Regions from separate parts of the Homo sapiens genome. Here region 2 is linked to region 1. A link is a loop called in an ENCODE intact Hi-C map of the cell type or tissue named here. Cell type or tissue: endothelial cell of umbilical vein. All regions are shown on one strand. Each heading gives the region's core, and the rest is flanking DNA. Links, peaks and the distances in the headings are about the cores only.

What was found. Peaks named below come from ENCODE experiments on the same cell type or tissue, not always from the same donor. Only the 100,000 strongest peaks of a DNase experiment are listed, where the experiment ranks them.
Region 2: a loop joins it to region 1, with 8 times the contacts of the local background. A loop is called at or near these places in 2 of 110 quality-filtered maps.

The regions. Positions count from the first base shown.
Region 1 is chr6:123,769,785-123,785,689 of GRCh38, forward strand. No RefSeq gene overlaps it. Among named protein-coding and RNA genes, the nearest start is that of NKAIN2, 26 kb to the right of the region's middle. RefSeq lists enhancers at 675-914, 935-1,004. In endothelial cell of umbilical vein, for the core only: no CTCF peak of the experiment used is centred there; a DNase peak (open chromatin) is centred at 7,967.
Region 2 is chr6:123,958,809-123,974,713 of GRCh38, forward strand. The region is part of intron 1 of NKAIN2 (sodium/potassium transporting ATPase interacting 2); the gene reads left to right. Among named protein-coding and RNA genes, the nearest start is that of NKAIN2, 160 kb to the left of the region's middle. RefSeq lists an enhancer at 7,129-7,662. In endothelial cell of umbilical vein, for the core only: a CTCF peak has its summit at 7,323; a DNase peak (open chromatin) is centred at 7,253.

The DNA of each region.
Region 1 (15,905 bases), core at 4,108-12,107:
TCAAGTTGAGGCAAGAGCTAGGTCTTTGTAAGCCTATATGGTCCGGTCATTAGATGAGGCCTGACTTGTGGAGGGGAACATAACCCTTGCCAAAGCAGCTCCTTTCATCTGAAAGCAATTTTGTGGGAGGAACTCAGCTGTGAATGATGTTCTATCAGAAGGCAACAGTCCTGGTAGTTGGGGTGGTGGTCTGCGTCCTGAAGGGGAGATCTGAGCAGTATATGGTAGCATCCTTGAGCTGCTGGGATCCACTTTGTATAAGGTCACTCCGTGTAGGAATAGTACCTTCAGGTTTCTAGTTTGTCTCTTTTCCTTGTGATATTTGCAAGAGGTAGATTACTGGCATAATTGCCCAACAGGTTCTTTCTGCCCACTGCGCAGGAAACAAAAAAATTCGCTGAGACTATGGTATTGCAGAAATGAAAGAGTTTAATTAACACAAGGCCAGCCACCTGGTAGATGTAGTTAGTACTCAAATCAGTCTTCCCAAAAGCTCAGAGGTTAGGGTTTTTCAAGGATAGTTTGGTGGGTGCTGCTGATTGGTTGGGGATGCAGTCATGGGTGTGGAGAACAGTCTTCCTGCCCTGAGTCCACCACTGGGTGGGGGGCTACTGAACTGGTTGAGTCATGAGTCATGAGTTCAGGTAGGGTCAGTCAGTTACCAGAAGTCTGAAAAATATCTCAAAAGATGAATCTTAGTTTCGATAATAGTGATGTTATCTATAGAAGCAACTGGGGAAGTCACGAATCTTGTGACCTCTGGCCACATGACTCCTGAGCAGTAAGGGATTAAAGAAACTACACCTACACTTTGGCAGATTTCCAGGCCCTCCTATAATCCTAATCTTGTGGCCTTTCATTAGTGTTACAAAAGCAATTTCAGCCCTCTAACAAGGATGGAATCAGTGATAAGGAGGGATTATCATTGTTCTTGCTTCAAAGTTAAACTATGAATTAAATTCCTCCCATGGTTAGCTTGGCTTATACCCAGGAATGGCCAAACACAGCCCGCCTGTGAGGCTAGAAGTAAGGTGGAGTCAGCTGTTTAGTTTCTCTCACTGGCAGCATCTTTGCAAATGCAGTTTCAGTAGGATGAATTTTAGCCCCCACTGCTGTGGTTATTCTTAAGACTACACTGATATTTATATTTTCTCTCCTATGTTAACCATTCTTGATTCTCTTGCCATTATCTCTGTTGATCTAGGTGGCTTATCTAGTGTGGTATAAACAACAACAACAAAAAAATTCTAAGCCTCCCAGTGGCTAAATAGACCCCCTCTTGGCCAAGGTAGACCACAAAGAAACCTTATAAACTGAGTTCCCAGTCATGATGGGAAATGAGGTCAGACACATCTCATTATATGCTCTACCTTTTGGAGTTTAGGCATAACAACTGATCATCATTAATGTTAAAATAGAGATCATAAAACTGACAAAACAGGAAATTTGTGACAACAAGCTACCAAATTATAAATAAGTCGTAAGGCCAGGCAAGGGTAGGGTTAAAATCTTGCCTGCAGGCCACAAATCTTGTTACATAACATCCTTATCTTGACTTAAAACATTCCTTTCTGCTGACACCAAGTTTTAGACAGAATCTTATTCCTTTAACCAATAGCAAATTAAAGAATCTCTGAATCCACCTATAACCTGTAGGCCCCTGCTTCAAGGTATCTTGCCTTTTCAGGGCAAACCAATACATACCTCATCCATGCATTGATCTAGGTCTTCGTCTGTAATTCCTGCCTCCCTGAAATGTACAAAACCAAACTTTTATCCAACTGCCTCGGGCAGACTTTCTCAGGGCTCCTTCAGACTCTTGTTTTTCTGAGCTGTGGTCATCACACTGGCTTAGAATAAACCTCTTTAAAATATTTTACAAAGTTTGGTTTTTCCATTAACAGGGGTGACATGGTTTGGCTGAGCCCCAACCCAAATCTTATCTTGAATTGTAATCCCCATATTCCCCACGTGTCATGGGACAGAAGGTTTCCCCCATGCTTTTGTGATAGTGAATTTTCATGAGATCTGATAATTTTATAAGCCTCTGGCATTTCCCCTGCTTGCACTTACTCTCTCTCCTGCCACCCAATCTGCCATGATTGTAATTTTCCTGAGGCCTCCCCAGCCATGCAGAACTGTGTGTCAATTAGACCTCTTTCCTTTATAAATTACCCAGTCTTGGTATTTCTCTATAGCAGCGTGAGAACAAACTAATACAAGGGGTAGCCCAGATCCTCTTCTCCAGATGTGTTCATTTCTAATAACCATGCCTTTATCAGGCCACGGCTGCTGTATTTGTCCATTCTCTATCATAATTGGGCAGAGAAGTTCTAAGAGGCATGACAGTGAATCACTTAAATGACAAACATTTTCTTACTTGCCTCTACTGCATAGCAGAAACCCTCCCTCCTCCTAAACGACAGAGTAATTATACCTGTGAGAACAGTACCTCAGTTCCTTGCTTCCTGGTAGTCTCTGCACAAGGAATCCAAGGTGACCAAGTTGTGGCAACAGGTTAGAATTTAATGGGATATTTTCTATGTTCTCTGGTCATCCGAACTAGGACATCTAAACCTGCAAAGGCTAGAATTGTAGGTGAGAAGAGCACACATTCACCAAGTACTTCATTGAGATTGACAGTAAACAAAGCCATCCAACTTCCTTCCCTTGGTTTCCAGACCCAGACACAAGTGTTCTACATACTGGGACACAGACCATAAAATGGTTGTTGATTTGGTGTGCATACTACATCCTGAAGGATGATGCCCCATCCTTGCAGGGTATAATCTCCAAGCTGGCACCTCAGCTGTGCCGTCAGAGGCTTTTCCATCACTCTGTCAGGCTGACAATTTACTGGAGGTACAGTATGTGATAGGACCAGTCAGGTATCCACAACTTCACTCCATTTGCTCTAAAGTGTGTTCTTTAGTCTGATAGGATTGATATGATGATATATATAATTTTATTTGGCCAGGCATGGTGGCTCATGCCTGTAATCCCAGCCCTTTGGGAGGCTAAGGCAGGCGGATTACCTAAGGTCAGGAGTTTGAGACCAGCCTGGCCAACATGGTGAAACCTTGTCTCTACTTAAAAAAAAAAAAAAAAATTTATTTATGCACTCTCTAAACCTGGAATACTGGTGCTAACTGAGGTCCTAAATACAGGAAAGAGTTCAAAGTAATCAAGTTAACCCTAAGTAACTAGTTGATTTCCCAAAAGTATGGTTTCATACTGGGGGCTCACCACTGGTTTCCATTGCTGGTAAATTGGACATTTGGCAGCAGCTAAAGCTAAATCACCCTTGGTGAAAGGAAGCACAGGACATAAGCCTCATTCATAGCCTTCATTCCTGCCACCACGGCCACACATTTCATAAGCCTGTTGTGCCAGCACTGAGGTTAATTACAGAGGCTGGTTGATGTCAATTGGCTGAATCATTTTTTAACATTCATTTGGTAGTGCTTATTCTCATGTGGGCACTCTCTGAAAGGCTTTAGTATGTTATAGAAAATACTTTGGGTCCACTCCCAGAGCCCTCCATGTGTCCCTTCCTCTGACCTGTCTGTCCCTCATTTCCAAATCTTTCTCCTTCCAGACAAGTTATCCTCAAATTGCCATTGGTCCATATATTCTAATCTTGGGCAATTTATTTATTTATTTATTTATTTATGCAAAGGAAATGACCAGGTGTACCATCCAAATATGTGCCTGTTGGGAATATTTTCCTTCACTGATGTCTTTTTGGCCCTCCCCCGAGTAGAGCTATACTGTAGCTGTTGTTAATTTTCAGTATACAGACCTATATTATGTGAATGTATACTTTAAAAGGCTCACTTCTTTCTGTCATTTGATCTTAAGAGACCTCCCATGTGGTGATAGAAGTTAGCCAAGAGAGGTGGGTGCCAGTGTGACAATAGTAGGGACATGGGATTCTGGGCCAGCTACTCATGCAACTTACTTGTGCCTTTGGGCCCTATTCATGCTGAACATAAATGCAGCATTTCCATTCTGCAAGGTATGGCTGCTGGGCTAGCCTGACCTTACAATTTGGTGGGTCTGACAATATCCAGCTCATGATGGGCAGTTCTGGCAACATACACACTTGATGTCCCATGGCTAAGTGTTCATCTTAGGGTACAGAAGAAAACCAGGGACTCTTTTTGCACGGTATATCATTCTTTTCTATAGATGACATGGCCTTGCTTCGGAAACACCACTTTCTGAATACTTGTTAGATATTTACATTGTAATTCTTTTGCTGGGACTTTGTATAACTTTTATATGGCATCTTTTCCCATCATGGATGCAGCTAAAATCATAGATGCTGCTGTTTCTGTCATATGGACCAATTTGCAAGGGTGCTCACACTCTTGCCTGGATCTACCACCAAGAACTTTCCTGGTTTGGGACCCATCCACAGCTGGCAGCCTGTAATGTCATTTGGTAACAGGACTAGGAAAAAAATTCCCACATAAAGAAAATGCTGCTTCCAGAACCCAAAGAGGTCTACCAGGCATTGTGATTCCTTCTTATTGGTGATAAATGCAAGATGGCATAATTTTTTTTTCCTTTGAAAGTGACATCTCAGAATCTCCCAGACTACTGAACTCCTAAAAACTTCTTTGGTGTGGCAGCCCCCTGATTCTCCATAGGAGGTGAGTCCTGAGTCCATGTCCTCTTATTTGTACTCATTTTAGTCAACCTATCCACATTATCTAACAATCACTTCCCTTCTTGAAAACATTTTTCACTTGTTGTCTGTGAAACTCTTCCCTAGTCTCCTAGTTACTGTTCATTCCTTACCACTCTCATTTGTCTACTCCTCCTCATATACCTGACCTCTAATCATTGCAAAGACCAGGGCTCTTCTCTCAAAACTCTTTTCTATCTCTTCTTTATTCCCAGATGATCTCCAAATGCAAGAATTTAAACATCATCACTAATCTGTTAATTCACACATTAAAAAAAAATTTTTTTGGCAATTCTCCCCTAAATTTCAACCTTAAACATCCAATTGCCTATTCAATATTTCCATCTGAATATTTAAAAGACACCTCAAATTCTAAATATTCAAAACACAACTCTTAATTCCTTTCCTCTCTGTTTCCACCTTCTCGGGGGGAAAAAACCTCTCCTTTTCCGTAAGTCTATCCCATCTGCACAAAAAGCATCTTTTTTTTCCAGTTGCTGAAAAATCTTTGAGTTATCCTTGAACCCTCTTTTCTTTCACATTCCACATCTAATCCATTACAAATTTATTTCAATTCTTACTTTGAATCCTATCTGATATATGAATCTGTTTCCCCACATTGACCATTAACATCCTGGCCAAATCACCATCACTTCTTGTCTGGATTGTTGTAAAACTTCCTAATTGATCGCATCTCTTTCTTTCCCTTTGCAGTCCATTACGCATGCCAAAGCCAGAGTGAGCCTTTTACAATATGAGCCAGATCATGTTCCTTTTCAGATCAATTCTTAAATGGTTTTTTTTGTATTTGGATCAGGCCTTACGTGACTTGGTGTCTTACTGTTTCTCTGAGCTCATCTCCAAACACTCCCCTCCTCATTCACTCTGCTCTAGCTGTGGAATTTTTTGCACACGGCAAGTCCGCTTCCACTGAAGGCTCTTTACAGCTGCTGCAGCTCTGTCTGAAATGTTTTCCCTTAAAACTTTTGAAGCCTTTTTAAATGTTCATTTATAAGACCTGCCTTTCCCAGCCCCTTATGTAAAATAACACTCCATCACTTTTTATCTTCCTTATCCTAATTTATTTCTCTTGCTAATGTTTATTGCCACTTACGTACATTTATTTATTTTCCTCCTTCCTTTGTTTCTTATTTCTTATTTGTTTTTTGTTTCTCACTTCTAGAATGTAAAATCTATAAAAGAACAGATTTTGTGTATTCTGTTTACTATAGAATTATTGTGCCAAAACCAGTACCTAGCATATAAGAAGTTAATACACATTTGTTGAATACATGAATAAAAATTATTCTGTGATTCTTAAAATAGTGAACTAAACTTAAACTTTCTATCAGGCATAGAAATAAAATGTTCAAAATTTTATGTAGGTATATTTTTATTGTTATGTCTTTTTATTTTAGAGTACTTTACATATTTGGATTTTATTATTTCTTATATTTTAAGTATCAAGAAAAGAATTAGATAAGGGCATTAAGTATTATGCCTCACAGATTGTTTGTTTGTTTTGCTATGTAATCCTCTATGTATGTAGCAAATAAATACGATATCAAACTTGTACCTAATTATGACAAGAAGCTTTTCTAAATAACTGGGATTTTGGACTAGGGAATTTCGTCATTGCTGATATTTTCAAAACACATTTCCCACAGAACAAGTAGGTATGTATAATATATTTGCAAGGATCACCTATACTACTTAACTGGTGCTTCCCTGGACTAGGGAGAGAACAAAGGAAAACAGTAAAGAAACTGATAAAGTGTTAGCTTTCTTTTTAGTAGAAGAAAAGATGGAGAAAATAATGAACTATACATATGTCTTAATTAAAATTAAGAAAGCAGAAATATAGATGAGAAGTAAAAATAAAGAATAACAGATTCATTAAAAATCATTAAGCTTGGAACACTAAGCTCTTACTATGTGGCACAAACTTGTGAAATGGTTTACATAGTATTTTCTTATTTAATCCTCATGATACCTCCATGAGCTAGATTCTGTTACCCTCTCCCATTTCGAAGATGGGTTCTCTAAGAGAAGACAGTGACTAAACCAAGGACAGATAAATGTTGAAGTCAGGATTACAAACTAGGTTTTCTGACTCCAGAATCATGTTTTTTACTGCTGAGCTAGAGTTTACAGCATAATTCTGACAGAAGACTGCAAGCAGCAGTTGTCATCTACTAAATATCATGTTACCTCGAAGATCCGAGGTAACCTATTTATCCTTAATTGTTCATTCTCTAGCTAAGGTCTTACTAGTGAAGTTAGGTCCTTACCTGTGATCTAACTGCAGCACTGCTTTGAAATTAATGATAAAGGACACCACCCTTGATTTTAAAGAAAAGAGAGCTGGAAGTTATTTTATTTTCAATACTCTGTAACACAGTAGTCCCTCCGTATCTGTGGGGGACTGGTTCCAGGACCCTCCTTCTCCCACAGTTACCCAAATTCAGAGATGCTCAAGTCCGTCATATAAAATGGTGTAATATTTACATATAATCTATGCACATCCTCTCATATTCTTTAAGTCATCTCTAGATTATTCCAAATGCCTAATAGGATGTAAATGCTATGCAAATAGCTGTTATACTGGGTTACTTAGAGAATAATTACAAGGAAAAAAGTCTGTACATGTTCAGTCCAGACATAACCATCCTTTTTTCTGAATATTTCTTGATCTGTGGTTGGTTGAATCCACAGATGTGGAACCTACAAATATAGAGGCTTGAATGTGTGTTTAAAACTGTTGTTATTCTAGCTAATGATGTAGTAAAATAGTTTTAAACAAATGCTTGTGCGAAAGTCCAGAATGTTACAGCTCAGACTGGTTAAGGGAACTATTCAGACTGAAGAGAAAAACAGCCAAATCCTGAAGTCAGAAACAGGTGGATAATGAAGCACCACTGTAATCTGTTCTTACATTTCCATTTAGGCATTTATTTTTTAACTTGGGCAGGGAAGATGAGACAGAATTCAAAAAGCACTTGGAGAGTTTCTTCAATGAGCAAAGAGTAGCACTGAATGCTTTGGGTAATACAAGGAGGTAAGATTTGATACTTGGCCCTCAGATATCTTATTCCATAATGTTAACCTTTGACCAATCTAACCTTACAAACATACACAGATTTGAGCAGTCACCTTAAAAAAGAAAGTATGTTGTGTGGCACAGGCAGCTCCAATCATTTACTCTGACATGTCTTGATGTATAGCATAGACATTTTTTTGTTGTTCTTAGTTTAATAGTTTCAGGCATAAAGCATTAGCCACATGAGGTCACTGTTGTTCATGCATGAATTATAACTATAATATAGTTATAAGCATAAATCTTGATTCTCCTGGTTGAGTTGTCTTACGATCCATGCGATGAATATGTAACATGTATGTGGAGGAGTGGAGACAAGGTATTCCATCGGGCATACTTGAGGAATTAAGAATTCATTTAACCTAGATACACTCCTTTAACATTTTAGGATGTATTTTATGGCTAAATCAGCAATTGCTTTTAATAAATCCAGAATTAAAATTTTTAAACTATTTCAATTACAGGAAAAAAAAATCTAATAATGTATACAAAAGATAACTTTGTCCTTAGAGTAATTCTGAAATTATCCACATGTGAGACTGAATCATTCAGGCTTCACTGGTGGTTTAATTTAATTTAATCTATATTTTTGGGGAGACAGGGGGCTTCCTATGTTTCCAGGCTGGACTTGAACTCTTGGGCTCAAGTGATCCTCATGCCTCAGTCTCTCAAGTAGCTGTGACTACATTTGCCTACACTGCATCTGGGGTTTCACTGGTGATGCTAAGAAGCATGCTAAGTTTCATAGTCTTATATCTAGTCAATTATCATGGAATATCTTTAGCAATATAAGAAATAAATTATTTACATTTAGATAGCTTTATTTTAAATCCATGGGGTCAGGACACTGTGGAAAAATAAGAGTTGCTGGCATAAACTGCTACTTCTCACAGCCAGAGGTCCCTTTTGAATTAAGGCACTTCGGAGTTATTAAATTAAACAATGGACAAATAAATACTAGGCTTTCCAAACAATGGAATATCCTGGATATAGTGTTTATGAACCAGAGGACATTATAATTGTGTGTGTGTGTGTGTGTGTGTGTGTGTGTGTGTGTCTGTCTGTCTGTCGGTCTGTCTGTGTGTCTGTGTCTGTCTGTCTGTCGGTCTGTCTGTCTGTGTGTGTGTATGGTCTTGTCTTGTGCTCCCACCGTGCCACCAAAACTGGTTTCGTCAAAGTCACTAACAACCTCTATATTAAGTCCAATGGACACTGCTTGGTCTTCTTTTTACTGGATCTCTCAATAACATTGAATAGAACTGACCACTCCCTTTTTCTTGAAATTTTCTCTTCTTCTGCCTTCTATAAGGCCATCCTCTTCTATTTTTTTTTTTTTTTAATTTCAAGCTTTTTAAGCTGTTTCTCTTAGATACTCAACCCCTAAATATTGGCATTCCTTAGTTCTCTCTTGAACCCAGTCTTCATCTCTATCCCCCCAAGTGACCTTATTCATTTTTATTTTTAAAAATACCATCTGTATGCTGATGACTACCTAATTTATATCGGCAGCCCCAGTTCCTTTTCAGCTCCAGACTAGCATATCCAATCTGCCTAGTTAACACTTCCATATGAGTGTCACCCAGACATTGCACCTCAGCACCTAGTACATTCCTGACAAATGGTAGAAGTTTAATGGATCTTTCTTGAGTGGATGAGTTTGCAGGTGTGCATGTACATCATGTCTGTACCAGCTCCTATATGATTTATTTGTATTGAGGTCACACTGGATCACTTGTGTATTAAGACTTTGAGAGGAAATATATGAAATAAAATTATAGCATATGTGGAAGAAGATGTCCCTTATACTCTTTGCTATGTCAGTATTTCTTAAAGATATTTGGTAAATCACATAAAACATGTTATTTTATCATACAACATATGGAAAGTCATAGGAAATGATTATTGAATTTTTTCCTACACTTAGTCACTATTTTACATTTCTGGCCAAATTTTCTAACATCTCTTTCCAACTCTGTTTTCTCAGCTGCCCTCTTAAGCTCTACTGGGAAAGTGTCTTTTATTCCATATACTTTCCAACATTAATGAGAAAAGAATAAATATTGTGATAGCCTCAGTAAGATGATTGCATTCTTATCATAAATATTTCTATTGAATATTGGACATATAATTATTTTTAAGGATTTTTTAAACAACAAACTTGCCAACTTCATTTAGTGGAAACATGACAGATGGGATCTTCATGAAGGTTAGATTATCTAAAGAAAAAAAAATTTATGAATAAGAATATCGTCCAACATTTTAATATTAGTATCTTCTGAGATAAAAGTGATAGCCATGTTAAATAGAATAATGAGACTAAAGGCTAGTGGTTCTTCAGAATGTTTTCAAAGTTAGAGAGGCTGCCCCCCTATTCATTTCTCTTTTTATGATTAGTAGGCTAATTAACTTTGAAAAGCTACTTTTGTTAAACCCTTATTAAGCTAGGATTATGTCTTCTGATTGTCTCTTCTATGGGACCAGAGATAAGTAATGAAAAAAATATACTAACTTCAGATTTTGTTAAAGTTTCTAACCTAGTGAGTTCATTCTGGCTGCTTAATTCCAAGGCTTACTTCAGTCACTGACTTTTCCACTTCTGGTTATTGTAAATTATGAAATGTTGAGATTCTTATCCCTTGCTAGTCCTCCATAAGGCTCGGTTCAAGCCTGTTTCTATTTATAAGCTCTAAACATTAAATTTTCATTGAATGGAACATATGTTTTTAATTTCAGGGCATTTGACTGCATATAAATACTTGGAAGACTGATTGACACTTCTTAAAGTTAAAAATTATATGAACACCATCTTTGACTACTATTTTGAGTTTCTTATAATGTTTAGAATATTACTGAATATAGAGTGAACAATAACATGTAATAAATCTTTTTTGATTTGGAAAACAACTTATTCTTTTCCCCTTTTGGTAACAAATATACTCTTATGAAGAGCAACATTTTTCACCCATCCAACCAGTGTCATAAATGAGAGACTCAACATAGAACCTGAAATCACAAGGAACAGCCATCTTCATGGATATTTTTTTCATTAGTCTGAGAAATTATTGCTAAACTGTTGACAGCCAATTAAAAACATTATGAGATAGCAAACTTAGAGTCTTCAGAAACTATTGAGTATTAAGACTGGCGTATGTAAGTCTGTTTGTGTGCCTGTGTGTGCATGTATTTGTGTGTAGATGCTGGGTATGTAGGTCTGAAATTGCCTGTTTTGATACATATGCATGTCTATTCATTGCAGGTAGGAGAAATAAGCAAATGATTTTCCAACAGAGGTATTTTCTATCCCTATGATTTCTTTCATTATGTAGGTGGTATACATACACCAATGTGAGAAAGTTTAGTGAATAAATGAATGAACAAATTCAAAACTGAGCTTCGAGGCATGGGTTGAACTCCAAGAGATGGAAATGAGGAGTAAGCAGAAGGACCCCTGTGTGATAGTTGTGCTCTTGTTACCTCAGGGGCCTTGGTTTCTCCTCTTTAAAAGAGGAAACATGTAGGATTTGTGAGTATTTGTATCTACCGGGTATTTATAACCTTTTGGGTCTAAGACTTCTAAATATTGAGTGACCATATAATTTATCAAAAATGAAATCCTCTTGAGAGTTAAAGTGGGGCATTATTAATAATTAACCTAGGATAATAGGCATGAAATAACTTTGCTTTGAATACACTGGGATTGATGGCCAAACTCCCATGATAATCTGATGAAAGCTATTAACACTACGTTTGAAGCCCTTGATAATTATCTGTCTATTATTTTGAGGGGTCCTTCTCCTCCAGAACTTGACTATTCAAATTACAAACTATTCCTTTCTTTGCGGCTTTGAAATCAAGCACACAGGTCCTTTGAATTCCACAGATTTTCTTGTTGATTATACAGGGTATACAAAAGTCACACAGCTAATTAAGGTAACAAATGAAGCCCAGTCTCTTGTTCTAAGAGGCTGGATATTCAAGGTGCCTTCTACACCCTTGATTTTTAGCCCAGTAAGCATGGACTTTAGAATCACACAGACATTAATTCAAAGTCTAGTTTATCACGTACCGTGTGCCTTTGGGCAAATTATTACTCTCTTTAAGTCTCAGTTACTCCATCTATAATACAGTGGTATTGAGATGATTAAATTAGATGGGAGTTGTTTAGTGCTTAGGATAATGCTGAACAAATAATATATGTCCATGCGCAGCAATGTTTTATATAATTAATCTCATTAGTTTCCAGCTATTCTCTAACTCATGGCAGCAAAAAACAGGAAATAAAATCTCCAGCCCTGACTTTTTCCCTGCTATCTATACACATATATATCAAGCTCCTTATTTGATATCTAAACTTGGTTGTCTAAAAGACACTACCAACTTATGGAAACAAACAGACCATTTGTAGAAGATAAAGCACAACTTGCTCCTCCAAAAATCTTCCCCATTTCTGGAAAGTGTACCCCTGATGACTCAGGTGATCAGGATAAAAACCTAGGAGTTATTCTTAATCCCTAGAATTGTTACCCTACTCACTTTCTATATGCCATTTGTAAATAAGTCCTGTTGGCTCTAGCTCCCTGGACTTCTCAAATCTGACCATTCCTTCTCTATAAGGACAGCTCTAAACAAACAATTATTTCATGTCTGAACCACTACAATTGAGCCTTATCTACTTTCTCTGCAATCCTTTAAGTCAAAACAGCTAAAGACAATTTAAAAACTTGATTGATTCAGATCGCATTCATTCCTAACTTTGAATATTCCAATATGTTTTTCTTACTGCTTTTTCAATAGAGTCTTTTTTGTTTGTTTAGTCACAGGCTACAAGGTCATCTTACACTATCTAGGTCCTGCCTACTTCAGTGGGCTCATTGTCTCCAGCTTCGAGGTTTCTTTTACTACCTTCTGGTCACTCTGGCTGTCTTTCTGCCCTTTGGATTTGGTAACTGTGTCCTCTCTGGACCTCTGAACTCTCTATTTCCTCTATTTGAGTCATTTTCTTACTGGATCCCTCATGATTACCACCATCACATTTTAAGGTCCAGATGAACTTTAATTTTCTTTGAGAGGCGTTCTGTAAACATCCTACAAAAAGGACTACCTCATCCTTTGTAAAACATTTTTATTAAGTGTTTTCCTATCACTATCAGCTACTTGCCTGGGTAGATGTAATATATGCATTTACAGTATTCACAATCAATGATTAGTTTATTGTTTGCTTTCCCCAATAGAAAATAGACCCCATAAAAGCAGGGTTTATTCACTACTCTATTCCCAGCATCCAGAATCTTATTAGTACATAGTGGATGCTCCAAATATAGACACTGTGTACACGATGTTTTGCCCTCCATTCTGTTTCCTAAGCTTTACTGGTTATCTTCATATGCATGCATTCACCAAGGCTATGAAAATAAAATACAAGCCCCCACCTACAACTTTGCAGACCAAAGGATAATGCTGAAGGAATAAGCAACTGACTCAACATTGCTTAATGTTGATGCAGGCCAAATAAATAAGTGTCAATTGAGAAATAATACAATAAGTAAAGCAACTTAAAGCCAACATAATACCTTGATTACTTCTAAAGTTGATAATACTGGAGATTATATCTGAGGGAAAGTGAAATTCCTAAAACCAAATTAGGGAGTCTTTTTTTTTTTTTTCTTTTTCTTTGAGACAGGGTCTCATTCTGTCACCCATGCTGGAGTGCTGGAGTGCAGTGGCACAATTATAACTCACTGCAGCCTCTAACTCCTGGCCTCAAGTAATCCTCCTGTCTCAGGTTCCCAAGTAGCTGAAACTATAAGCATGCTCCACCATGACCAGGTAATTTTTTGTTTCAATTTTTTTCTCTTTTTTGTAGAAATAGGGTCTTGCTATGTTGACCAGGTTGGTGACAGTCTTAATTAGCAAGCCCCAGGCAGGGCTAATAATCACAGCCTCATCATATAGAAGGATGTCTCTGTAAAACTAAGGACATGATGCAGGCATGGATGTTAGCTATTTAGACATAGTGAGGAATGGCTGAGCTACATAGGTCCAGGTTCTTCTTTTGAACTTACCACTCAGGTTAAGTCTATTCTTATCTCCTGCAGAGAAGTGAATGAGAGGGCGGAGATAGGTAGGCAGCAATGGTCTAATCATGGAGTTTGCACTAATGGACAGAAACGTAAGAGTGGTGAGGAAATACCCCTCCAGCTTATGACTAACACTATAATTTTTTTAGAATGTATATAGTTGATTAAATTATGGTCATACATTACCTTTTCTCATTTTTAACTTTTGAAATAATTTTTTATTAATCCTGAAAGCCAAAGAAAAAGACCCTAGTATTGAATATTACAGATTCAGATGAAATGGCCATAACTATAAGGAAAATTGGTGATCTTTAAGAATAACTTCTTAAGATATGATCCTTGGTAATTATCATAATAAGACTAACATTTGAAATGTATTTTAAGTCAACACTTTAATTCGGTAGGCACTTAGACGAAGCTGAAATGGGAAAATTACCCATTTTTATTGAAAAATGATTGCTTATTATGACTAAATTTGGGAGCTCTGCATTATTTACCTACTGTGATAAACAGACATTAAAATGGTTATTGCTAAACGAAGGGCTTAGCTTCAATTTTCTCTACTCTAAACATAACAGAATATATTAAGCATGTAGAAATGTTTTGAACTCAGTGGGAAGTTATATTGATAGTACTAGTTTTTCAAGTTGAAAACAAAGTGGTTTTATAATGTCTTTGGGATTTTATGTTACTTTAGTGTTCAAAGATTTTTACCAACCATAATTGAGATCATCACTTATGCAAAGCATCGTAGTGGGTGATCAATAAAGCAATCAGTACAATGTAAATTCTAGGGAGTAGATGGGGAGTTTGCTGAGACATGACTACCGTATGCTACCTCAGTTTTTTTCTTGGAAAGGAAGTGGTCCCATTATGCTGACCCTGCTGTTTCTTACCATTTTCTGTGTCCTACAGTTCCTTGTTGATACCTCCTGGACTTTATTTCTCTGTAAGATGATTTTTACTAGGTAAATCTTTCCATGTTATCACATCTATTTCTTTCTAGCCCTAGTTCAAGTCCATGTGTGGGTCTCATCAATGATTTCTGTGATCCTCATTAGGTTGATCAGAAGCAAGCAGATTTTGAATAATCCTCTTTGAGCTTTCCTCCCCTACTGCCCTGAATTATTACAGGATGGTGAATTACCTCATTCTGGGAATCTGTGATACTAATGCTTATCCTAATCTGATTTCTAATGTGAATAAAGTGGAAAACAAACATATCTACTTGCCAACCATGACCAATTGACTACGAAATTAAAGATGCTGGAATTTCTGCTGAACTCCACTGAATTAAGAGATTTTTACCAGATTGTGAAAAAAATCTAGAGAAAATGACTTGTTTAAGAGCACAATAAATCTAGTTATTGGTATTCTAGGCTCTAGGGATGATCACACTGTTTAAAGTTAAGTAGATTAATGTAGCCACCACATTAACCCATTTGACTAAAAAAATGCATTAATTATGAATTATTTCAGGAAAACAATTCCAGAAGTTAAAGTAAAAACAATAAGTGGTGTGTATGGTGGCCTCTCTAATGTAGGCTGCCCATCTTTCTGCATCTGGGTTTGGGCGTTGAAGCAGCAGAAGCATAAATAATGCAATGACCTCTAGCATGACTCAGAACCATAGACATAAGACCAGCATCTTTTGGTAGGGTGTATTCCACGAGAAAGGATCTCAGGTGCTTGGTGGGTTCAGAAAAATGACACTCATGTGTCTTCAGTCCACAGTCTGTGGTGGAGGCTGGTTTGAACCTAATCGTCTCCATGGACTGTGAGTAACATTGGAACAATCTTTGTAGGATATGTATCTACATTGATTTGCCTATAGCAAATACTGTGGTGAAGTGTGGTTAGTATGCTTGCAGGTAGGGGGATAAGTATCAGCTTGACGTGCTCTTGGGGAGAGTGTTTATTGAAGCCTTCATAGGTCAAAAAATTGTCCTCTGGCCTCTGACATTTTAGACACAAACTTGCATATGAACATCAAGTAAACTGAACTCAAAATTACCTGCTGATAGTAGTAATAGGCTAA
Region 2 (15,905 bases), core at 3,872-11,871, 190 kb after region 1:
ACCAATAAACATTTGTTTAACAGATGAGTGAAAGAATGAATGCTTATTCTTTATAGACCAGGAAGAAAAGAAAATGTTACTGTTACAAATGAGAAAACAAATTCCAAATGGCTAATAGTTTCCTTGGCAATTATAGGCCATTGGTAGCTTACATTATTGAGGACTTTTCTTTGAAACCAATCCCAGGGAAGCTTTCATCCCTAAGTGGGTGATTTATTCAAGTTATCAGTGTGAGTATTTGGCGGCTAAGGACCGGGAGAAGATGACAGAGGAAAGAGAGTTTGTGAGAGGGGTTTATATATGTGGTAGGTCTGTGGGTCTAGAAAATGAGTCAGGTTTTGCCAGGTGTCTACTTGGTAGAAGAATTAGAGGATAGCATTCTCCCTTTGGAACCATTTAATCCGTTGAAGTTGCAAGGTGCTGAGTCTGCTGTGGTCTAAAGAGTGAATCTGCTTCTATAAATGCCTCTTTAATATCATGGAGCCATGTGGAGCTCTTTGCCCTGTAGCACACAGTGGATCAGAAAGCACTGGGCCAGTGGTCCATGGCTTCCTGCATTGTGGCGGCCTACTCTGCCAGGAGTCCTTCAGGCAACTAGGCAAGAAAGAAGTGAGAAACATAGATTTAACACTGGCAACCACTGTACTCGCTTTACAATGCTTATTTTTGGAAAGTGGTTGTTGTAAAAACAATTCTTTATGTGTCCTTGAACATGATACTTCTTCAGTTTCCATTGTGATTGCCAAAGGGGTATATTCATACCCTTTTGAAATGAAGAAATGGATTCTCTATTGGGTTTGGCTTTTGTGTTTCTTAAACCTGTTAGCATCATGCATAGAGCAGAAATATATTAATTGAACTCTATGAAAATACTTCCTAACTCATAGTCTAACTCAGGTTTCAAATGACTACAGTGGCTAGGGAAGTTAGAATTTTTTTTCCCTAGAAGACATGTCTCATGATCTTTTCCTCTCTCTCTCTCATATATATATATGAGGGCTGTATATGGGGGTGGGGGGTACAATTGCATTTGTTACTTTTTTTCGGGGATTATCAGCCTAGGCAACAGTGCAAGTTCTTCCGGAGTCAGAGCAGAAGGAAATATGTCTTCCATATATGTGTGTGTGTGTGTGTGTGTGTGTGTGTGTGTGTGTGTGTGTGTGTAACACCATTCACACTTGAAAGTTGTGGGAATTTAGGAAATGAGAACTTTTGCCTATCTAAAGAGGTAAACACTGGAAGTTCCAGCTGATTTGTCATGTGGGTTTGCTGTGATGCAAGTTTGTATAATTGTTAAAATAAAGCTGAAAATATTATGTAAAAATTCTATATTGAATATTGGCATCTAGTTCTACTTTCTAAAAAAAATTGCCAGCCAACACTGTGCAGCATACTGTTCAAATTAAAGACACGTGTAAGCTGTGATTGGCTAATGGCCATCAGGTTGCGGTCTCTGGTTAAATGCTAACGGGCATCCATCTCCACATTTCCACCATTGCATTTGTGCCCAGTAAGCCCTTGCTGTTGTCATCACTTGCTTTGTGGAGGGACCTCTTCTCCTCTAGATTTTCTCTATGTTCTCTCCAGGATGTACTCAGTGTCTACACCACCAAGCAGGCTTTGAAGCTCTGAGTTTCTATCCAGAGAGCTTCTTTTTCCATGTGCTGTCAGCTGGATCTCTCAAGGACACATAGTGGCTCTGCCTCAGGTGTAGACCTCCTTGAGCCATTCTTGAAGGAAAGTCTTCACATGGTTTCAACTCTGCAGCCCTCCTAAGATGGCCTTTTCAATAGCTCTTCACCTCCCCACTCCCATCTCTTCATGTGCCATAGCCTTGCCCCTCTGCTTGAGCCACAGGCACTAACGTGTATTTATTAGGTGGAAGCAGGCCCCCAGCCTTGCAAGGCAAATGTTTGTATGTGGTAGAGGGTCTATATTAGGTGTAGACCCTCTTTCTGTATGAACATGTCTTAGACTCTCTTCCTATATGAATGAGAACGTAATGATGGACCTCTGATACACGGTGTAGAGTAAGGGAGTGGGGGCTACAATTGCACTTGTTACTTTTTTTCGGGGATTAGCATCCTAGGCAACAATGCAAGTTCTTCTGGAGTCAGAGCAGACGGAAATATGTCTTCCATTCTGATTCATGTTTCAAAAATGAAAAAAAATATATGAATAGACTCCCTTCTTTTCCAAAAGAATACTGCCCTGGTATTAAAGGCAACTACTGTGACAGATGCAAAGCAGGAGATGCCTATGTGTGTCTTTCCCCTTGTTCAATTCTATAGTCTGCAATTGTAACTGTTGCTCTCAGTGACTAGAATTGCAGGTTGGCAACCATAAATCTGGAAGTGACATTCTAGTAAAGAAGACAAAGCAGAAAAAAAAAAGTGCCATAAATGCATTGAGTTCTCTCCTGTGTCTCATTTTCTACAACAACAAAAAATAAGCCCTAAAACTGTACCTAAAGCCTTTCTTGCTGTATACTACGATTATTCCTGATTCATTAAATACTTTTGCAGCTGTAATCAAACTTGTTTAAAGCTCACGTGTTCATGGGCTAGAAAAACACTTTAGAAAAAATGTGAACAATCAAAGCACAATTGCCAGCATATTATTATTGGTATTTTTCAGCATAATGCAGTTTCCGTTCTAGTCCACTCCACTTTTTGAACATTTTATGTCTGTAGGCATATGCAAATACAAATCCCTAATAGAGTTCTTATTGTGTCAGTGCTTGAGTTATATTTACTTGCCAGAATATTCATAATACTAGGTGCCTGTGAAAACCATTGAATTTTTGTGGCTAAGGTTGTATTGGAGAGATAATGGCTTGAACCGAAAATGACCACTGCTACTTTGCATTTGTGAAATGACATAATCTATTTTCTCTTTTTGATAATAGTGTAGGGCACATTTTTAACACCTGGGAATGAAGCTTTTCCCCCTTTCTGTAACTTCTTACGTTGTTAATGTTAATTTGAGCACCATTACTCACAAACTTTTGGTGACTACAGATTTGAATATTAAGACTATATAATCAGAGATTAAATTATAACATAGTGGAAATATCAGAGATAAATTTATAGCATAGTGGGAACATGACAGTAGGTCTTTATTGAAATTACTGCTTTAGAGAGAGGAAACGGTAATTAAAAAGAGAAAGCTATTTTATTGCTTCATCAAATAGTTTAGATGTTCATCTTGTTATTTTGTCACTTTCTATACTGGATGTTAATTTTTTTAAGATGAAATTATTTTATATGCAATCGAACCATCTTAAAATTAATCTTAAGAAAACTGGAAAATAAACATTTATTTCTCCAAATGAAAACCTATAACAGTATTATACCAAACAAAAACTTTGCATGTATTTTCAAATCCTATTTACTCTGGAAGAATCCTAGGTTTTTCATTTGGGCATTTTGAAACATACGTTGGTCTAATGGCATATTTCATATGGAGTCCCACCAGTCATCAGCAATCTAGAATCAGTGTCTGAAGAAGATTCTCAAATGGAGGCATTAGTGAAGTTTGGAAGGGCACATTGGACTATCATCATTTCAAAGATGGACACGATTCTATTTCCTTATCTGCTTGCAGAGCTATTTAAGAATCAATGTCTTATTTTTCCTGAGTCCTTTATAACCCTATTCATATTTTCAATTGCTGATGCCTCTTTGAGCTACGAGTTCTACTTTGTGCATAACGTTGAGGAATTTCTACGTTTACTGTTTCTCCTTACTTCACTCATCTCCTTCATTAATGGCTGGCAAGTCACCGAATTTCACTTTTCTTTACACAGGTGTAAGGAAAATTGCACTTTAGTCATGAGTAGGCTGAGGCAGCCTTCCAGTGCAGCATGACTCAGCGGATTTGCAGCACAGGTGCACAACCCCACACATTATGTAACCACGCCACGTGAGGCACATTAGGTGATCATCCACGTGAGCTTGTGCTTGGCTCAGAGCCATTATTGCCTGTTAAAAGTTATGATTACCCTGCTAACGCTGTACGTACAGCTTGCGCCTAGGCTTACTCCTGCCCAGAGCGAGAGTAAAGCCATGTCAAAACTGTCTGCAGTTCCTCAAGTGTTTTTCCAGCCACCTGCCACTCACCCACCAACTCCCCTTGGACCTCAGTAAGAACCTGACAATAGGTCAGCTCACTGTTATTTTATTATTGGTGGTTAAAGCTTGTGGTGGTGGGTGGTCCTGACTTCATTCAGGAAGACATTGTACAAGAGTTGTAGAAGAGGAGAAAAACTAATAATTTGGCTAATGTTGTGGAAACCTCGAAACTCATACAGTCACCTTATGTAACACTAACCTCATCAGGGCCTAGGATTTGCATAGCAGACTGAGCAGATTGCTAGACCCATTCTTTAGGCTGCCTTTTTATGATTCAGCATTGTTTTCTAGGCAATTTTTAATGTTTTTGGAGTGATGAAATAAAAGAGGGAAAGGTGAACTAGAGAACAAAAGATAAAACTCTTCCCTTCATTGCCTCACGAGAAAAATTAAAGTGTCTTTTTTAAATGAGTGATGATTCCACCTCTGGACACAGCTCAAACGCCATTGGAATGCTTCCCCTATTACAGGGAAGTGTTGAGAGAAAAAGCAATTGTCCAGAGAGTTGATGTAGTGTAGTAGTGTGGATCCTGTTTTTGAATTCTGGCTATAACTGTGTGACCTTAGGCAAGTTGCCTAACATCTCTCAATTATAAAATGAACATAAAAATTGCACCAATATTATGGTATTGTTATGAAGATTAAATACATTAATACTTACACAATAGTTAGAAGAGAAATTGCAACATAGTAAACATTAGGTATATCAAACATACATGTGAACAGAAAGCGTAAAAGAAAGCAGATATTCAAGGAGACTTCCAGCATGCCAATTTTCGAGTTCAAATACTATCTTTCCAAAACAATCCGTCTGAAGTCCGAGAACACACTCAATATTGTTGATTAAATGTTTAAATAATATTTATTATAGCTAGCATGTTCATTTTTAGACAGGTTAAATTTATGAGGCAGCAAAGTTATAATATTATGTGTGGTCGCTACAATTTATGGTGCATTTTGGTCCCTGTATAATCAACATGCACTGTTCATGTATGCCCATTTTATAGGACTAGGAGTATAATGATGATATTTTAAATTATTATAGAGGCCAAACATTGTTCTATCTTTGCCTTTATAGCATATTGTTGATCATATCTCAAATTCATTTGAAAAATGAATCCTTGTTCAGGAACACAACATCCAATTACAAAATTACTCCTAGGGGAAAATACAAGCTGTTTTATGGTGTGATTTCCAGGAATGCATTGTGGTGTGAAGTAGAAATTACCTACATCAATTTTGTTTTCTTTATTTATTTCAAGACTATCTCTCCCTACAAGTTTTACCTGCTTTGTTCCAGTAGTTTATAATTTGGTAAATAAGTCAGCATTTCATTTTTCTTATACAGCTCCCTGTTCATCCCCTGATTTCTGTGTTGCCTTTGCCTGAACCTCCTCTAGTTTCATTAAATTTAATTAGTATCAATTGCCAGTGTCAGCACGTTGAATTGCTTTATAAGGCTGTATAAATGGCCTCTGATGGCTTCAGTGTAAATCCTAGTCATCTGGATCAGGTATATAAAAACTTCCCTTAAAAGTGGTCTCTGCTATGCAAACTAAGTTCCTTCTCATCTCTATATCATCTCATTTCTATATCATATTATTTCCTCATTTTCCTACAGAAAGGACTTGGGGATATAGAAAGGGCGTATGTAAGAGTTCTAAAAATTATTAAAGGTTTGAGAAATAATTTTTAAGAGAAAATGTCAAACGGTTTTGGAGTGTTGCCCAGCCACTTTCCTGTACTCACATTCACCCAGCATCTATCTAGTCTTCCTAACCCCATCTGGAAGCTCAGCTCCACTCCTGTTCCTGGAGGAAGGCCAGCCTATGTTCAAAACTAAATTAGCCTTGCATCCATTTCTTACCTCATGATTCGAGCTAAGCATGTTTCCTGGTTCCATCATCTGGGCTCTCATTTTATTCCTTTTGCTCATGTTCTCACCTTGTACCTATCACCAGTTCCCTTTTTGCCCTCTTTAAGTCCTATTTTGCCCTATTTAAGCCCTTGCTTAAATTGATTGCCCAGGTAAACATTTTTCCTGGATTTTATTATTTATTTTATGAGATCCCTGTTTTCTGCCATCGATCTTCCTTTTACCCAGAATGTCTGTGTCTTTAGCTTCCATTTCATTCAGTGTTCAGAATGTCTTCATAGCATGAGTGCCCTTTTTTTGAGACATCCATCCACCCCCTGGCACTGAAACTTTCTGATGGGAGATCCTACCCATGCCCATCCTTGTTAGCTCTGTAGTTACGGAACCTAGAAGAGTCCACAGATAACCAGAGGTGCCAGAAATCAACGCTGGACTCTGGTAACTCAAATTTACTTATTAAAAAATAGAGACAATTTGTTTGCCAGTAATATATGCCTTTTAATTTTTGGTGAAATGCAAGATTAGAAATGTTCTTAGAGCATTTAGAGATCAAGTTTGATTAAGGGATTAGAATGGGAAATTTAGGCTTAGGAGTCATCACACTTATCCTATCATGTTAATCCCCCTCTCTCCATGGTCAAAAACTGCTGTTGCCTCCCATTGTTGTCAACATTACACTCACAGTCCTTATTAGAGTGGTTAAGACCCTGTGATCTGTATTCATTCCTTTAAACCCACATATGCTTGATTCTCCTACTCATATCCTGCGATCTAACCAAACTAGACTACTGCTTTATTTCCAAAACCCCACACAATAGCCATCTTGGACCTTTTGTTTATTCTGTTGCCTGTAGGTGGAATTATCCCCTTATCCCTATCAGAATACTATCTAGCTTTCAAGGCAGATTTCAAATGCCACTTTATCCACGATTAATTTCCTCTTTTCTCCAATCAGATGGGATCCCTTCCTCCTTTGAATTCACAACTTAATTTGTTTTGGCATCTCTTATTGAATCTATTCTTAAATTCTGTCTTGTATTACTGGTATACAATAAAACCCAGTCTAATTAATTAGAGGGACTCAAAACATTTTTAAATGCTTAAAATGTTAGCACACATTATTGGGAGGCTGATAAAATAAGCGTAGGCAAGTCTGTGTAGCTAGCTGGCCTGTCGTTCCCAAGGAAAGGCTGGCTGCTAAGATCAACCCTTCTAAATCTTGGCTATAGTTTGGTGACACCCACTGGACAGGGTCCATAAAAACTTACATTTCAGTGGGCATGATTCCGCCTGCTGTTTTTGGCTGGAACTGCCAGGACGATGGTAGCAATTTCAGGAATCTTCTCTTTGGTGATTCCTCTTTTGTCAGCTGGATCCAGGGAATACTGGCTGAGAGAAGTTTAGGAATGCAGGGATACTCTTCTGCTTTTCCATTTTCTAAAACTCAGTTGCTTGCCATCTTCTGTCAACCTTGCCTTCCCTCCTGCATTTACTCAATCATCCTCAGAAGATACGAGCTTTAATTCTAATCATGTCCTTCCCCCAGTATTTTGAGGAAGGAGTCTAGGCAGCACATAAGAGCCAATTGCCAATTATTTCATGCCCTAATTTGCTTTACTGCCAAGGCACCTTTTTATAGGATTTTTGCTATATATATGTATTAAAGGCTTTAGCAGGGCAGGGGACTATCTTTGTAATCCATCACAATGCGTAGATACACTTTGTGCTCAGTAGTTTTAGAAATTAGATTGAAGCTGAGACTAAACTTTCCAAGGAAAAGAGCTTACAAATGGATTTTGTTAAGAAGTGGTAGGAAAAAACAGTGATGTCAAAGAAGCAAGATGCCACAGTTCATTTGCTGGTGTAGCAAAAACACCAGACAAAGTTGAGCAAGTCATATAACTCTGAGCTCAAGATTATCATCTTTAAAATGCTGATATTATGTCTACTGTATACTACTACTGCTGCAGGCTATTTTTCACTCAACAAATACTGTTCACGTGTCAGATGCCAAGTGCTGGGTGTTAGGAATACATCACTGAAAATCACAGACATGGTTCCAGCTCTCATGACATTTCCAATCTAAAGTAGTGTTGCTATTTTATGCTTTAACTATGAAACTATTAAGGACATAGTTAACATAAACATTATAAAAATCTCCCGAGTCCTAAAGATTAAAACAACCTCCTGGGGTTTCAGAAATGATTAATTTAGAGATATCTATACTTACAGTCCCCTTCATTAGATCCCAAAGATAACTAGACACAGGACTGCTCTTTAAGTGTAACCGGAATAGGCAACACTTTTGCTATGTTTCTAGAAGCACTGGGCACTTTCCTTGTAATTTCCTCAAATACCTGCCTTATCTTCTTGGTCTGTTAGCTCAGGCTTTATCAGAAATACATTTGTGGGAGTGGGTGTGCACATGTGTATGTTTTAAGCCATTGAGACTCCGAGAGTTTTCTTTGAAATTGCAAATACTCTTCAGGGGATAAAACACATTCAGTTATCATCAGTTGTCAGTATAATTGGTTTTTCTGATTCTTTTCTTCATGGCATCTAGCCGAGTTCACTGGGAAGCCAGCTAATAATGTGCTGAGTACTGGGCCAAGCACCATTTCTGTAGTTAGACTTACAACTTGCCCCCCTTTTGACTCTGCTACTCTCTATTGTTTGTTATCTTATCCTACCAATAATTGCAGCTTTTCATGTCCTCATCATATTTCCCATACACTGGGCCAGAACTGGTGCTAGAAGAATCTTCCCTGTGGTTTTCCACCCCCAACTGAAGGTTGGTGTAGAGCACAGAAGTCCAACAAAGCCAATGTAACATCACCCAATGTGAACTGACACATTATGTGAAAAAAAAGGGGGGGAGTGTGTGTATATATACACATACTCACAACTACATAGATATAGTATACATTTGAAGAAAGTATTGGTTCTTACACTTTCTCCTTTTAAGTATAGAGTGAGGGTTCTTTTCTCCTTCTTTGTTCCTCCACTTCGATTATGTACAAACTCCCTTAAGGTATTAAAGGTGCCCTGAGGAGCCAGTGTGCTCGCTCTCTGTGGTATCTCAACACTTAACTAATCGTGCCTATAAAGTGACGCTCTAAGGGCTCACTTAAGAAGAGGAGAAGAGGGTTCAGGTGCCTCTCAGGATGTAAAATGATGAGTTCTGGATGCATATTTCTAACAGATGGACACGGCATTAAGAAAGCAGCCACAGAAGGCAGCAGGTGGAGCAGGCAGCTGGAAAGCGCAGCCACTTGCAGGAGCACTTGACATTAATTACACCTGTTGGAATTCTCGCCCAACTTTTTGCTTTCAAATGTGTTCTCAGTATAATCACTGTGAGGCAGGGGGAAAAGAAAAGCAGCTGAGGGCTGGAAACAGGAAATGGAGCACTTGCACTGAGAGCAAAGAGAAAGAGGTGGGCCAGGGGGACGGCTTTTCTGGCTCATGCCCTTCAATTAATCACATGTCCAAAATAGGAGCCACGGGTGCTATTACTTATAGTGGTCCAGATGATTCCATCTTGGGGCTGAAGAGGACAATTTAAAAACAATTAAACAAATGTTCAAAGCAGTAAAAGCAGGAGTATGCATTCAGTCCTTTAGAAATTAAACATGTTGCTCTGTATCTGAAGAGATTAAATATATACATTTAATGTTTTGTATCATCTGAGCTCATTTCAAAACTTTCTTGGGCCATGTAGTGATTTTCCAAATCTCTGAGATTCTTCATTTATTTCTGCCTGTACAATGGGATCCTAGCTTTCTCTAAGCTGTGTCCTAGTTATCAGCACAACTTGCATCTTCTGCTACTCTATGGCTCACAGTGTGGCTCCTTTCATGATAAACTTATATCATTGCCTGAAGCTGTGTGGATGTTCTAGTCTGCTTCCGCTATTCTTTCTCTCTGGAATGCCCCTGTTAGCCTTACAAATTTCTGCTCACCATTAATTGTGAACTCAAGGGTTAAATGTGTAATAAAGCCTTCAGTGATTGTCCCAGGCAGACCTGAGCCTTCACCCTCCTCAGAGTCACAGGACCTTTCCCATTCATTTTCAAAGTGTGGAGCACCTTGCTGTGCTGGGCTGGCCTGGACCCCCTCCTCTGGGCCATGAGCTCTGTGAGGAGAGCTCCATTTCTACTCTTCTGTAGTTTCCTCCTTCCCCCCAGCTCATAGTCCCCCACTTTATAGTTCTGACTAAATGTGATTTGAATATAAGTTGCCTTTACCTGGAGGTATAGGTCCCACCACTGAAAAATAATTTTAACCCAATCTCAGTATCTCCTGAGAAAAAATAAGATGCGGCTTTCAAAACTATCAATTGTCTTCAGGTTTTTGCTCACTTTCCAGTGAGACTTACCCTGACTACCACTGTATTACAAAATGGCAAGCGCCTTAGGTATTAATGTGTGATGGGATTTTTGCTCATTATGGTATGAAATGATGTGAGGTAAAACATATATTTTTATAAGGAATAAGGATGGAGTTAAAAAGGTCTGTTGAAGTGAAGTAAAGAGGAAATGGAAATAAACATGATTGTGAAGAGATGGCTGCGGTTTAACAATGCATCCAGCTGAAGAATAAATCTACCTCTGCTAATAATAGAGGTTGATTTTTCTCACCAAGATGACTGGCACACATTTATGTAGACCTAAATGAAGGGACCGTTGCACTAGCTCAGTAATGCCGGAGCCAGAATCTGTGTAGTAAGACTTTTTTGTTTTTCTCTCATGGTTTCAAGATGCCTGCCAGAGCTTCAAATAGCATGCCTATTTTCAAAAGGAATGGAGAAGAGAGTTGCACAGAGACCTTTAACACATTTATCAGGAAAGCAAAAGCTTCAACAGAATCCACTCTGGATACAGTTGCCAGTGTCTAGATGGGCAATGCCTTGATGTCACTTAGCTTCCCCTAGGACAGAGTAAAGAAAGGAAGGATTTTACTTTCCCAGCCTCTGTCCTGGAGCTGGGAGAGAGGAAAAGGGATTTGGAATGATCTCTGGGTTACCCAACCAGCAGTGTCTGCCGCAAAAATAACTAGTAGATAAAATGAATTGGCCAAAATAAGTAAATTGAAAGAAGACATTCACTTATAGTGGATATATAAGTAAAATGAATAATTCAATCAAAGGATAAAATAATATGTCTTAGGACAAATGCATAAACTAGATGTATGTATCAAATACATAATTTTAAAAACAAGATATGAGAGCAGAATTGTACAATATTATACTACTCATGTCATTAAAACACACAAAATACTGATTATTAAATGGATATATATATATATATGTATAAATGTTTAAAAACATAAACTGGAAGATACACATCAAATTCAGCCTAGTAGTTGCCTTCTTTGTGGAAGAAGAGGGTAATAGGGAAGAGGAACAAAAGGAACTTCATTTTATTTTGCAAAGTTTCACTCCTGTCACAAAATCAAATGGTAAGGCTGGTATGTATATGAGAGTTTGGTGAGAAAAACAACTAGAAGAAATAGTAAGAGTTTAAATTTAGTTCTATCACTGAAAATAAATTTAAAGGAGCATAAAATGAAAACACAGATGGGATTCTAATTGCCACGAAAGCCTAAGAAATAGAGACATAATTTACCACGGGAAATAGTACTGAATGAGGAAGAAGCCCCAGAATCAGCCTTTGACTTTGGTTCTGAACTTACTCACTTTGAACTTTAGCTTTCTGACTTGAAAGATGAGGATTTTTGTTTTTATTTTTTCATTGTTCTTTAGAAATATTTATCGTTTGGCTGGGTGTGGTGGCTCATGTCTGTAATCCTAGCACTTTGGGAGGCCAAGGAGGGCAGATTGCCTGAGCTCAGGAGTTTGAGACCAGCCTGGGTAACACGGTGAAACCCCATTTCTACTAAAAAAATACAAAAAATTAGCCAGGCATGGTGGTGCGTGCCTGTAATCGCAGCTACTTAGGAGGCTGAGGCAGGAGAATTGCTTGAACCCAGGAGGCGGAGGTTGCTGTGAGCTGAGATCGCGCCACTGCACTCCAGCCTGGTCGACGAAGTGAATCTCTGTCTCAAGAAAAAAAAGAAAAAAAGAAATATTTATTTTTTAAGAATATTAACTATTTTGTAATAAGGCATGCTTTAAAACAATCTTTGCAATTTAAGTCATAAACTGTGGTGGTCCTGTAAAACATCAAAATTGTTCATTTATTTGATTTATATTTATTGAAAGCTTACTATATGCTGGAAGCCTAGGAAATAGGGCATAAATCAATCAAAAGTTCTAGTGCTAATGAAAATGATAGTCTGACTGGGGCCAGAGATAGTAAGTACATACTTAGTATATAAGGAAGCCCATGAAGCAAAATGTAGCAGGATCAGAGAGTACTCAGGGCCAGGTGACAGTGGAACTAATGCTCTAGTAGCTAGATTAGGTTTCTCTTACAAGGCACTATTTAGCCTAGAAAGAATGTAAAAGTCAAATATCTTTCACAAGTAACATTTGCTATGAGTAATTTAAATTATATATTATATAAAATATATTAATATAGTAATTATAACTGCCTTGTATTTTAATACGGATTTGTATGTGCTTCAAGGGGTTTTGTTCTTTCTTTTTGCACACATACTGCTTTTTATCATAGCACTCCCATCCAGACAAGAAGTATACATTCTCTGCTTTGTAGTCAATCTCTTTGTGTCAGTTTGGATGGAAACCTGACTTTGTGTCAGTTTGGATGGTTTGATTCCTACACATCTAATATCTTGAGCGGATATTCCTGGATGAATAATGGTAAAGTTATCTCCCTTAGGAAAGCTTGTTGTCCCCATCATGTCTGTGTTACACAGCCATTGGATATACAACATTGGCTGGAGTGGGGAAGGTTTGGGGGATTTTCTTATCAGCTGTCTTCTGCTCTTAGTTAGTGAAATCTAACAAGCACCCAGACCGATAACATGTGAGTTTCCATTTGAAAGTTTGGCTCTTGTTTATAAATATTAATACGGTTGAAAGTTAATATATTTTGAAAAATGCTTTAAGATGTTTTAAAAAAGGCTTTTAAAGTTTCATATTCTGCAAGAGTCTGGACAAGTAAAATACAATTGGCCTTTGAACAACATGGGTTTGAACCACACAAGCTTACTTATGCTCAGATTTCTTCTGCCTCTGCCACCCCTGAAACAGTAAGACCAAGCTTTCCCCTTCCCCAACCATTCAACATGAAGATGACAAGGATGAAGAGAGGATTCCATTTCCACTTAATGAATAGTAAATATATTTTCTCTTTCTTATGCTTCTCTTAACATTGTTTTCTCTAGCTTACTTTATGGTGAGAATACAGTACATAATACATAGAATACACAAAATATGTGTTCATCAATGGTTTATGTTATCAGTATGACTTCCTGTCAACAGTAGGTTATTAGTAGTTAAGTTTTTGGAAAGCCAAAAGTTACTGTGTGAGGGGTTGGCACCCATAACCTCCATATTGTTCAAGGGTCAACCATACATTATTTAGATTTGATCAAACTGGATTTTTAGTATGTTTTTGATTTTAGGTCATCACAGAACTCAAGGGATTTCTGAGACAAATAGCCTAATGGAAGATTAAACGCAAACTGAAAAAGATCTTAATTTACTGAGAAAACTGGAGATAGGAACTAAGGTTTAAAATCTGAGTAGCTGAGAAGCTGCCACTTATTCCAGTGTCTGAAACATGGATATATTGAAAGATTGAAAGAAAATCTTATAATTGAACAGTGAGCGTCTTTGGATATTGTGTAAAAAGCTCTATAAAAGATAAGAGCCTGATGTTAGCTTGGAGAAAGTCCCCCTTGCCTTATTAATGTTGGTAAAACTTTGTTACTACTCAAAAAATAGCCATCAACTTTAAAACCAACAAACATTTTCATAAGCCACTAATATTGACCATGCCATTTAGTTCTACCTTATTTATTCTTTGACTTCCAGGAATAGATTCCCTTTCCTCCTCTGGAGATCATGGGATTGGAAATTTTGGCCAATGGTAGATAAATACAAAGTTGTTGTGAGGTCTGCATGTGTGCTGGAATATACATACTGTGGTTAGAAAAGTGCCTGATACATAGTAAAAACACCATATCCATAAAATTAATATAATCAAATAAACCAGAAAGTTAATACTATCAAAATTAAAGAGTAGTATATTTTGTAACTTTTATATTTGCTGCCAGATTTTCTTTGTTCCAGTTGCCAAAACAAATATTGGCTGATGAAAAACCTAACTTAAACATTGACCCAGGAAAATTTGGGTTTCATCTCTAAGCAATCTTCTCTGTGCTGTAGTGCCAGGCAGAGGGCTGTTCTCTCCCTAATATATCATTCCTGCTGGAAACCAGGAAAGTCTAATGTCACCATTAGAATTTATTTTTTTCTGTCTTGGCTTGCAGATTAAACTATACATGTCTCTGAAAGCTAACAGCTTATTATTAACAGTTAGAGCAGAGGTTAAAGAAAACATTCCTAAAAGAATGAGAACTAGGGTAGGATTTGGAGCTATGAAGTGAATTTAGTGAGGGAAAGAAATGGGGAAAGATAACAGGAGAGGAAAGTGAAGCTCAAAGGCGAGGTGGAAAGGCATAGAACCTTTTATAGCTTACATCTTACTTGTGTCTGGAGCAGGCCCTGGCCTGTCTATATAGAGGAGAAAAAAGGTTACCTGTTAACCAATGGATGATTTCAGTTGAAGATTCCTAGACTTCACATTCAAGGGTAAAAAGCAGAATGTATCACCATACCAGGACTCGTAGTTTCCTGCTATTCAAAACTCCAAATTCATAGTCCTCATTCCTGGAATACTATTTAGGTTGGTGCAAAAGTAACTGTAGTTTTGACATTGAAAGTAATGGCAAAAACTGCAATTACTTTTGCACCAACCTAAATCGTGTAGTTGTTTCACCATGTATATGAATCCAGTTATTCTGTTAGATTTGGGGCCAAAAAAGATTTGAAGAATTGCTAAAGGATAGAACTTTTCTGATATAGCTCAATGTTGTGATAAATACATGCTCTGAAAAATGAAGGAAAGCTATTTAGAATAGAGAATTTGTTCCAACGTAAAACAAATTTAATGGAAGGAGAATTATCCTAATAATCGATTATGAAAGAAAAATACTCCTCTGGAATTTTGTATATAATGGCTCAAAGACACGAAACTTTTATATTTTAAGAAGAAAGAAAAGTGAAAATAAAAGTGCTTTCATATAAATGATGAAAATGAATCTGTAATACCTGTTCATTCATCTACAGAGAATGTTATTAGATCAGAATGAGAACATCCTAATAAAGAAAGGAAATTGAATAGGTAGGTTATGAAGCATTACAGGATGCACAAGAAACAGTTTGTACCCTCGATAGCCACCTGAGGTGTGTGCCATTATACTTTCCAAAATTAGTGAAATTCTAATTCTTTTAGAAAGGATATTTTCCATTAAAGATTAGAAAAATCAAGAAATAAGTTCTTTTTGATGAAACTTTGAAGTTAGGATAGCAGCAGGCTTTATTTCAGTTCCTGCCGTGTTTCTTTTTCCTTTAGAATTAAACTATGTATGTTCCAGGAGAAATGATTGTATCAGTTAAAATAAAAATTACCACGGTTCTTCTAAGCATCCTCTTTTAGTGTATTTGATAGAGACCATGAAGTTTTCAAGGGAGACTGTAGTCTCTGCACATAGGAGTATCAGATTCTGTGAATAACAAGAGACAAAAACCCAATGTCAAAATGTGAGCCTGCTGTATTGGCACATTGGTTTGAGTGTTCTGCTTGTGCGGGCAAAAGGTTGACCATTGAATTGAAGAATGTGCTTTTCAGAGTAATAAGTTCTTACCATAGAAAGGTCAGCTAACACAGAGGGAAGATTATGCA